Linked DNA regions of Homo sapiens: regions 2 and 3 are each linked to region 1. The links are chromatin loops, found by intact Hi-C in ENCODE. Cell type or tissue: A673. All regions are shown on one strand. Each heading gives the region's core, and the rest is flanking DNA. Links, peaks and the distances in the headings are about the cores only.

What was found. A loop is a pair of places that touch in the nucleus more often than their neighbours do. Peaks named below come from ENCODE experiments on the same cell type or tissue, not always from the same donor. Only the 100,000 strongest peaks of a DNase experiment are listed, where the experiment ranks them.
Region 2: it touches region 1 in a loop (6-fold over the local background); 1 of 110 quality-filtered maps calls a loop at or near these places.
Region 3: a loop joins it to region 1, with 4 times the contacts of the local background. A loop is called at or near these places in 1 of 110 quality-filtered maps.

The regions. Positions count from the first base shown.
Region 1 is chr12:66,064,488-66,068,228 of GRCh38, reverse strand. It overlaps the pseudogene RNA5SP362. Among named protein-coding and RNA genes, the nearest start is that of LINC02425, 35 kb to the right of the region's middle. RefSeq lists an enhancer at 1,466-1,575. In A673, for the core only: a CTCF peak has its summit at 1,827; DNase peaks (open chromatin) are centred at 1,048, 1,688, 2,428, 3,098 and 1 weaker place; H3K27ac peaks cover 2,500 bases.
Region 2 is chr12:65,654,962-65,658,154 of GRCh38, reverse strand. No RefSeq gene overlaps it. Among named protein-coding and RNA genes, the nearest start is that of MSRB3-AS1, 14 kb to the right of the region's middle. RefSeq lists an enhancer at 530-1,729. In A673, for the core only: no CTCF peak of the experiment used is centred there; a DNase peak (open chromatin) is centred at 1,074; H3K27ac peaks cover 847 bases.
Region 3 is chr12:65,959,767-65,962,959 of GRCh38, reverse strand. All of the region lies in intron 4 of HMGA2 (high mobility group AT-hook 2), which reads right to left. Among named protein-coding and RNA genes, the nearest start is that of HMGA2-AS2, 13 kb to the right of the region's middle. In A673, for the core only: no CTCF peak of the experiment used is centred there; DNase peaks (open chromatin) are centred at 1,069 and 1,939; H3K4me3 peaks cover 1,291 bases; H3K27ac peaks cover 2,396 bases.

The DNA of each region.
Region 1 (3,741 bases), core at 677-3,176:
TTGTATATATAATATATACATATTTGTGTATATATTGTATATATAATATATACATATTTGTGTATATATTGTATATATAATATATACATATTTGTGTATATATTGTGTATATAATATATACATATTTGTGTATATATTGTATATATAATATATACATATTTGTGTATATATTGTATATATAATATATACATATTTGTGTATATATGTTTATATGTAATATATAAATACGCATATATAATATATGTGTATATATGTATATTTATGTGTGTGTATATATATAGAGAGAGAGAAAGAGAAAGTAATTCTTGATTGCTGAAAATGTCAAATCCTAGAAAATGTGACATTCCTACACGTGGTAACATTGTTCTCAAACAGTTGTTAGCTGAAGATTAATTTGATGAATCTGACTTTTTTCTGAAATAGACTATTTCAATGAATCAGACAATTCTGATGTTAGTTCTGTTTAGAAATAACTCCAAGAACAGTTTTTATATTTTATTTTCACATTGAAAATCAGTCAGATTTTCTTCAGCCTCAAGGAGTGTGTTTATGTAAAATTAAATGAGTGCTGGCAGAAAGCTGCACTTTTTTTTTTCTAAGTGGAGAAAGGGTTAAGGCTCTTTCCCTGTAAAATGTCTTCCCCTGACACGTTAACTTATTAAAAAATATGTTCTTCCTTCATAAAAATCTTTCCTGAACCTTCTAACTTGGTGGGATTTTTTTCTTTCTTTTATTTATCTGTTCTTTTATAATTTATGCCATACAGTTAGAAGTCACACTTGATGGCAGGTTTATCTTAGTCATCTTTGTACACCCAGCACACATGTCACAGGTTCTTAATAAACAGCTCCTGCAAAGGACTGAGTTGAATTTACTTTGCTTACCACTACTACAGATACGACCTATCAAGCATGGTGCCTGCTCTGGGAAGTCTTAGACACATGTTGAACGAGAGAAGACATTCAGAATTAATTAGATAGCCAATAAGAGCCTGTGAAAAGGTCCAAATTAGTGCTACAGACAGTGAGGACTAAATGAGTCCTTGGAGGACTGCATTTCATCTGATAGACTTGAATTTGGTCTTGGTGAATGGATTCCTTCCTTCCTTCCTTCCTTCCTTCCTTCCTTCCTTCCTTCCTTCCTTCCTTCCTTTTTAGCTAAACGCCCCAAGTTCCTTTAACCATCCCTCATATGACATCATTTCTAGATCCTTCCTCATTCTGATGGCCTCTGAGGACTTGCTCTACCTAGATGAGGTACCCTTTTTAAGTGCATCTCCAGAGTTGAGCACACTGCTCCAGATATATTTCCAGGCCAGAGGGCAATGGGACACAACCCTACCTCCCTTGTCCTGAATTTCTGCTTCTGTGAAGGCAGTCTGAGACCACACTGACTGCTGGCTTTTACAGACAGATGAACATGTGAACATTCCTGCCACTTTGCATACTGTGAGCACTTTGAAACTGTGGTTCTCCGCAGGCTTTTATGAGCACTAATTAATTAAGCATCACTACACCTTGGTGAGGATTGGGGAATCACTTCTTTTAGCATGGAATCACAGGCTGTTCCTGCATGGAATCCTAATATCATGCCCAGCTTTGAGACAGAGGGCTAAGACTATTGTATTCAATTGAAACTGCAGGGGGTATTTTAGGGAGGCAGAATGTAATTACTTTAGTTGGACTCCGGCCAGGATTCTGGAGTTAACACAACTGCTCTTAGAAAGTCTGCCATAAGATCTCTGGTGACCACAAATGGTTAGGTCTGTGGTTTTAAGTTTCATACAAAAGGTAAACAGCTCAGTGCAGACAGTGCCCCCTAACACCACGCGGGGCATCGATTCACATGGACCCGGAGAGGAGAGGCCACCTACTGAATGCGAAACACCATCTCCTGAAGTACCTACTTGTTCCTGGGAGGTCTCTCATCCTTGCACCAAAGCAGGCCAGCACTTACTTAGCTAGAAAGAACTGACAGGCTCACAGCACAGAGTGGTATGGCTGCCAGACTAAATTATGTGCTTGTCATTTTTCTCTGTGTTGTCCAAGATTCCAGCAACAAAACAGTAGGGAACTCCCCATACACATTTTTGCTCAAAACACATTGGTTTCTCCTCTCTGTAAAGTTCCTGGATCCCACAGTCCAAGTTAAACACAACTGGAATTTCCCTATAAGTCAAAAACAATATTAATTCTGAGCCCGCATATTTTTCTTTCTGTAGGGTATGTACACATTTAAACCCAGCACATGTTGCAGACAATCTGCAAATGGTAAAAAGCTCTGGAGGAACAAATAAAAAAGGAGAAATGCAAGAAAACATATTTTTAACAAGAGAGCAGAGGAGATTTGGTGGGATGTCTGACCCAGGAATGAGAATTTTCCTCTGTGGTCTGTTGAAGGAAGAGCAAAGGCTGGCATTATGCCACAGATTGATGGTTGGAGGTTTCTCTACTACACAAATCTTCAATGATGGTTCTTTCTCGGTGAGAAGCGAGGAGATTCTGGTAGACTATTAGCATGGCACATAGTTGAACTAATGAGTCCCTGACTCTGGCTATAAAGGAGATACTGACATCCCTGTTTATCTGAAGTCTCAAGACCACCATAGTCATCTTTTTCAAATTAAAATGGCAATACAAAGTTTTGTAAATGTTAGCTCTTCTAATTGACAGTGGCTTGTATAATTAAAATAAAGTCACTACTATTTTCTCTTGTTTTCTTTTTTATCACTGAAAGTTCATTTTTCAATAACTCAGACAAGGTCTTCATTTTTATGAAGACCCATGCTGACCCCTAAATATCTGATTTTTTTTTCAGTTAATGTTTGTGCCCATCTGGTTTGAATTTAGCATTCTTATGAGTCATTTCACTGTGATAGGAACACTCTGCTGTAGAAAACTTCTGTTAATATTTTAACATTTTAAATCAAACACCGCATAGAGCATTACCTAAGTCTCCTTGCAATTATGGAAAATCGTACCCTCTATTTGTTCGTGGTTCCTGCCTTTGCATTTATTTTCTTTAAATTGAACATAGTACATGGTAAATAAGTGCATATCCCATATGTGTGTTCAAATGCTTTACCATCTTGGGTCAACGTAGACTTTTGCAGCTTCCGAGCCTTCTGGAGGCAGCCTTTGCCTGAGGAAGGCTGAATAATTCTATAGGAAGTCAGATGGTCTTCACTTCTCATGGCTGACAACCTACTTAAAAGGGCTCGATTTATTTTTCGATCAACATTGACTTTATAACGTACATTTTATTACCCAAATTTCCTGATTTTGAAGCTTGAACTCATTTTCCTTTTACTGCTGGGCAACATTTCTCAAGGTAGTCTTTAAGGCGACACGAAGGAGGAAAAAAAATGCCAGAAATCTCTTTAAGAAAATACAGCAGTGTCTCCTCCACCTTCTTAAGCGAATGGATGGTTCCCAGGGAGGCTAGATTTGGTTGTGTACTTAGTCTGTAAATTGAATCTGCACATGGGATGGACATAATTTTACTTAAAAAAATAAAAAGAGGATTTTGAATTATTATTTGTCTATATTAAAAGTGAAGTAAGCATGCCTTAACTAGCCAAGCCATTTTGTCCTTTATTTGCTATATGTAAAATATTTCATCCTAACTTTGGAAGAAAAAAAATCTCCGTGGTTTAAATCAAGTGCTTCAGTAAGGAGCAGGTCATTTTTGAGGTATGTATGAGTTCTACACTTCACCAAAGATATAAATGAGCTCCTGCTC
Region 2 (3,193 bases), core at 66-2,565, 410 kb after region 1:
CCCATTCAGATTGGGTTATAGTATGTTGAATAGCTCTGCTAAACATCCAAATAGAGGTGTTGCATAGACTGTTGAATATTCAAGTCTAGAGTTCAGAGATGCCTGGGCTGGAGATATAAATTTGAGTGTCATCCTGAAATTGGTTGTGATTGCAAGGAAGTGTGTGTTTCCAGAGAAAAGAGGAGAACCAAGGATTCTGCCTTTGGGGTGGTGATGGGGGTTGGGCTCCAACATTAAGAGTCTGATTGCCAGGACTCTAAACCACAGTCCAGGATTCATTGCCAGGTCCTATTAGTTCTAGCTCTATGCCCACTGATCTTGCTTTCATTCTGGCTGTACCCCATCTGCCTCTTGGATGACGATGATAGGCTCCTAACTGGTCTGCCTTCCACATCTTACTTTGCCCTCATCTAATTTCTCCTCAACTCTGGTGCAAAAGGTCTCATTTCACCCCTCTGTGGAAACAATTCAGGGCTCCTCCTGGATCTCAGGATAAAGCCCAAACTCTGTAGCTTGGCACACAGGTTCTTTAAGATCTAGCTCTTGACTGCTCTTTCCAATCTTATCCCTTATACTCTCCCTACAAATTCCCATAATCTGAACTTCAGTCACACTGGGCTATCTAAATAAGTACCACTATCTCCATAAGTGGAATACAAGGTAGACATCCTGTAAGTATTTGTTGAATAAATAAATAAATAAATAAATGTTCACTTTTAGAATGCTGAAATTGAGGTCAGTGGCATGTCTTTAATCTGGAAAAAACAAACCCATATGTTTATTGTATCCCTACTTAGACCAAAAAAGGGGCACTGTAGGTCTCTAAAAATAGGAGTTGCAAACTAGTCTAGACCAGTTTAATTATAATTCTGCAAAAAGCTGGGAAGAGGTGACTTCAGAAATGTACATTTCAAAGCACTGGTTACATGTTTCCGGTGTTACTCGCTCCATATTAAAACTCTGAGCAGCTGGGTGCCACATTACTGAATTTTAAAAGCTGCACTTCGGTGATCCATAGCAAAAGAGCCTATGAGTCAGGTGATGATCCATTCATCAGTCATAGGAAACATGAGGCACTGAAAATTTAATACAAAACCCCAAACCCACAAAAACTATCCACAGTTTCCTAACACAGGGGATGTGACTCATATCTCAGCAGGGGTACACATACCTTATTATAGTCACAAAAGAAAATGTTTCTCAAACAAAATTTTCCCCCCAACATCATTTGCACAGGGCAGTAATTTGGTGAAAATCTTTTGAAACTTACAAAGTAATTTATTTCTTTGTGGTTGGCCCATATTGCTATGCTTGGTTCTTACCACAATGACTCTTAATTTAGGGAACAAAATGATGGCAATTAATCCTTTAACTATATTCAGCTGAATCCAGAGTCAAATTGAGAAGGGATGGAAAGAAAAAGCCCTTGGTTGACCTAACCTCTGGACCTCCCAGAAAGTGCTCCCACACTCTAGGGATGCCCCCACCAATACCCAGAGAGAAGAGGTCCTGAGCCGGCCATCCCAGTCTCAAGTGGATTCCCATTAATGCACTGCTTTTCTTGATGATAGATAGGGAGGAGGAGAAAAGGAAGGGGTGTTGCTAATAGAGAGACATCACAAAATACATGTTTAGTACTAATCTGAATGTATAGGAGAGAACTTTTTCTTAAATACATCTTTAAAGTTGCGGTGCAGATTTGATGATTTTGTTCATAAAGGACAAGAGAAATAAATGAGTGAGTAGCATAGAGACCTCACTTACATGTCCACTCAGTTATTCAGCAATAATTAATTACATGTCTATTATGTGCCAGAGATTTCATAACAAATGGACTAGAACATGAGCCATGCCCTAGAGAAATCTCCTATCTAGTGTACATGAGACAGCCCTATAATCAAGAAATTATAGTGATATGATAGAATATTCATGCAGGAGCCTTACAAAAACATACAGTGTAAAAGTATCTAACTCTGCCCAAAGGTTAGGAGGGTCCAATCTGTAGGCAATTTTTGTAAGTTGAGTCTTGCAGCATAAATCTTGAGTTGTCTTAGAATACAAAACAGAGAAAGGAATTCGAGGCAGGGAGAACAATATATGCAAAAGTCGGGAGATAAAATGGCATAAATTGAATTCCACATACCAGATTCAGGGGTTTCAGAATATATTTGATACTGACTTCTTTTGACTGAACATTCTTTGAAGGTGTTTTGAGGCTGAGGTTATGAAAACAAACCTTCAAATGGGAACAGTAACATTAATGCATTTTTGTAAAAAAATGTTTTCTGAAGCAATTTTTCTTAAATCTTGATTGGTTTCTTGAACAGTTTAACAATTTCCAGTTTTTCCTTTTAAAATTTTATTTAAATTTTCATTGGGATCAATTCTTTCTTCTCTGGGTAAACATTTACAAAATTTGATTCATCAGTCAGTTTTCTGATCCTAATGATTCACAGATTGCAGTTTTTGCTAGTAAGAGTTGTGTGAGGGGAAAGTGGGAACAATTATTTCAATAAATTCAATATCCCAGGGACAAATTTTATAATTCTAAGTCTTACGGAGTATCACTTTAACTGTTGTTGATTTTAATTTGTGGTATTTCTTTTAATAATATTCATTAAAATTGAGTAAAAGATAGATAGCCATTTTTTAGTTAATCAGCCAGTCAGACTGAGAGAAGTTCTCTTGAATAGTCCGGAATTGCACTGTTATATTTTTCTTCTAGTTTTTTGATAAGCCTGTGTTCACTAACTGTCTTTGCTACTGCAATAGCAAATGATAAATGTTGTAAACAAAATGTCCTGCTTCAGATAGAGCCCATCCACGATGAGTCACATCCCTGCTTCTACCTATCAGATTAACCCCACAGACCAACTACAAAACACCAGTGTGCTTTTTGGAAATGCTAGGATCTCCCAGAACGTAGTCACTCAATTAAACAGCGTATACTGCTAGCAAAAGGATTCTTTAAGACCATATCAGTGACGATTTAGTCTTGAACTCGGCATTTCATTCTTCCTTGGTTCTCTGGATTCCATCCGTAAGCTCCAGGTGCCATTTGAATCAGTACCTTTCTGTGTTGAATGTATCTGTGTCAAGTTCAATTCTTCCTTATCATCTGCTTTGTTCAGGCTGTTTTCGTTGATTGATTTCTTAGGCCTCAACGTTTCCAGCTGTACTACTTTTCTGTACA
Region 3 (3,193 bases), core at 66-2,565, 100 kb after region 1:
AATGCACGCTTACTCACCAATTAGAAAAAAAGTAGGAATGGATAAATTTTTCCCGACAGCATGCCATTCATCAGTTTTAAAAACCGGCACACAAGAAAAATAGAGTTAGGGGGATCCTTTCTTAAGGTATAAATGAACCCACCCTCCAGATACTGGTAATAATAGCTGGTATTTTTAGAGTGCTTACCAGATGCTTAGGCACCTTCTGTTAATATTCCTGTTTTACATCTGAGAAAACCAAGGCACAGACAAGTAATGTGCCCAAAATTACAGGGTGTGTGGGACCAGGATTTGGGTCGGGTTGGTACTGGTGCCAACACCTGTGTGTGACCCCTACACCACTGTGCAGAGGCAGTGTGAGAGCAGGGGCAGAGCTGACAACGAGCCTTCCCAAATCCATTTCCTCCCCCTTGTATTTATTAAAGCACATTTTGAGACAGTGACCCAAGTTCGGCGTTAACTGCTCAATCTCAATACTAATCCGCATCGACCAAACATTTGATGGTGGGCTAGCCAAGCAGAGAAAATCTAATATATATGTTTTTGCAAGGCCCCCTCTTCATATAAATCTAACTCCTCCTTCCCTTTTCCTTTTTCTGATTCCTTATGGCTCTGGAATTTGTTGGGGTTTCTGCGAGCCGGCTTGAGCCGCAAAGTTCTCTTTCCTTTTGCTTATTTAACAAATGTGCAGTACCTTTCAGGACATGGGTGGTAAAGCGGAGACAATAAACATTTCCGATAAAAGCGTCGTTAGTGAGAGGATGATTTTTATCAAATGCTGCACATTGTCTCATAAGACGGCATGTGAAAAAGATCTGGGGGAAGAGGTAAACATTTACTCCTGCAGCAGACCGAGCCCCTTTAAGAATGGCCAGCTTAAAACAGCTTATAACAGTCTTCATACTTTAATAGATTTGATTTTCCACATGGCTTCATTTTGTCTGGGTGGCTAACCGACACAATTTATACCTCTCTTCCTTTCCCAGGTCACTACAGTACACCATTCAGTAAAGCATGCCTTAAAGCTTGTCTGCATTATATGACCAAACTTCCATTCATTAGTGTTTGAAACACTTCAGCTGTGAAGGGGCTCCTAAATGCTACCATGTGTGATGCTTTTGCGTAAAAGCAGCAAATGGGAGAAAAAAACCCCACAAGAATGGGCACTCACACATTCACATGAATGCACACACACACACATACACACACACACACACACACTCTATCCTGGGCTTTAATCACAGGCCACTGCATACTTCAAACCCTTTGCAAAAGGTTTCAAATATTCTCTTTCCCCCCGAAGACTGAGCGAGCTGTAAATCCTGGGAATAAACACACATACAAATGAATGGATTACAGCTTGAAAAATATAACCACGGCAGCATCAAGTCATGAGATTTCACACCGGTTTTGTTTAGTCTGCTTTGGGTTTTGTGGGAAAAGTGGAACGTATGAGGCTACCTCCCCTTTAACTCCCAACCCCCAAACTGTGGGCTTCACATATTTAAGCAGCAGGTTTATACCTCTTGACTAGGCAACAGGCCATGACCCTGAGATTCTCTGTGGAGCCCTGGCCACAAAGGAGGATGTAGCATGATCAAAGCCATGGGCAGACGAAAGAGAGACGAGCCAAAGATCAGCTGCCCTGTGACCCTGTCCTTTCACTTAATATTTAAATTCCAGAAAGTCACTAAGCTGTTAGGCAGATACACACCTCGTTTGTCCCCAGATGATTCACTTCTCATTCTGACATGAGGTGTGGACTTAGGTGACTACTCTGAAACAGACCACGGCATAAAAGCCAGCAAGTATATTTTATTCCTTCTTACGGTTAAAAAATTGATAGAACTCAGTCAAGCTGGCAAACCTCCTGGATTGTGCTGTAATTATTCAATTTCTAACTGTTTGATTTTTCTATACTATCCGGAAACCAAGGTACTTTCAAATCCGGAAGGAAACAGAATTTTCAGGCCATGAACTTAACAAAGACCTTGTACTAGATGGAATGTGATCAGCTTTTCAAAACATTCCCAGAAACTTTGCTTGATGTGAGCTGCTGAAACTCCTGAATTCCAACCCTTTAGACACAATTCAGATGAAAATGGTGGTAGGTCATATTGTTTCCTTAACTGTCCTTAAGACAATGTGGATAAGACAATGTGGATAGTTGTTTTATTAATGTATCTTTCTGCTGACCTTAGAATTCTACTAGTAACTATCAGTTAGTACTGGGAACATGACTAGGATGTCAGAGGGTGGAAGTCTCACTTCATTAAAGGTTTGGAGGCAATGTGGCTCTCACATGCTCAGAATGATGGTTTTCTCAAATGTCTAGTTAGTGGAGAGCTCTCTCTTCTTGGCATAGCCCTGGCTGGCCACCCTTCAAAGGAAGGAATGGTTCCCAAAGGGTTGATGTGGTGGGGCAGGTGGCTTTTCCCACCTCTGCAAACCTCAGCTCTCACCTTCCCAGTGACTTGGTCTTTGGTTACATGTGCGGATTCTGTACGACAAGTGTGCATTCAATGAAGAGAAGAAAAATCCTCCCTGTCAGGAATGAGGTTGGAAAACCCATTCTCAGCTCTCCTAAGTGTCATGGTTCGGCCAGACTTAACACAGGGTGCTTCTGTGGTGCAAAGAGGGAACAGAAACAGGTGACATGGAGAATAAGCAGCTGGCTCCGACATCCCCAAAGAGTCCTGTTTCTGTAACTGAGGAGTTGGTAGGGACCCCTGAGCTTCGATCATCTTTAATAACTTAAAAGACATGGATGGGGCCAGGTATGGTGGCTTACGCCTGTAATCCCAGCACTTTGGGAGGCCTAGGCAGGCGGATCACGAGGTCAGGAGATCGAGACCATCCTGGCTAACACGGTGAAACCCCATCTCTACTAAAAATACAAAAAATTAGCCAGGCGTGGTGGCGGGCACCTGAAGTCCCAGCTACTTGGGAGGCTGCGGCAGGAGAATGCTGTGAACCCAGGAAGCAGAGCTTGCAGTGAGCCGAGATGGTGCCACTGCACTCCAGCCTGGGCGACAGAGCAAGACTCCGTCTCAAATAAAAAGAAAAAAAAAGAAAAAAAGACATGGCCGTGTGTTATAGACAATAGCTTTTACCTTGACATGTTTTTAAAAAATTGCTTCTCATTTGTCACCTAATGGTCAAAGGACCTTTGAGCTTGTGTAGCTCCCAAGAG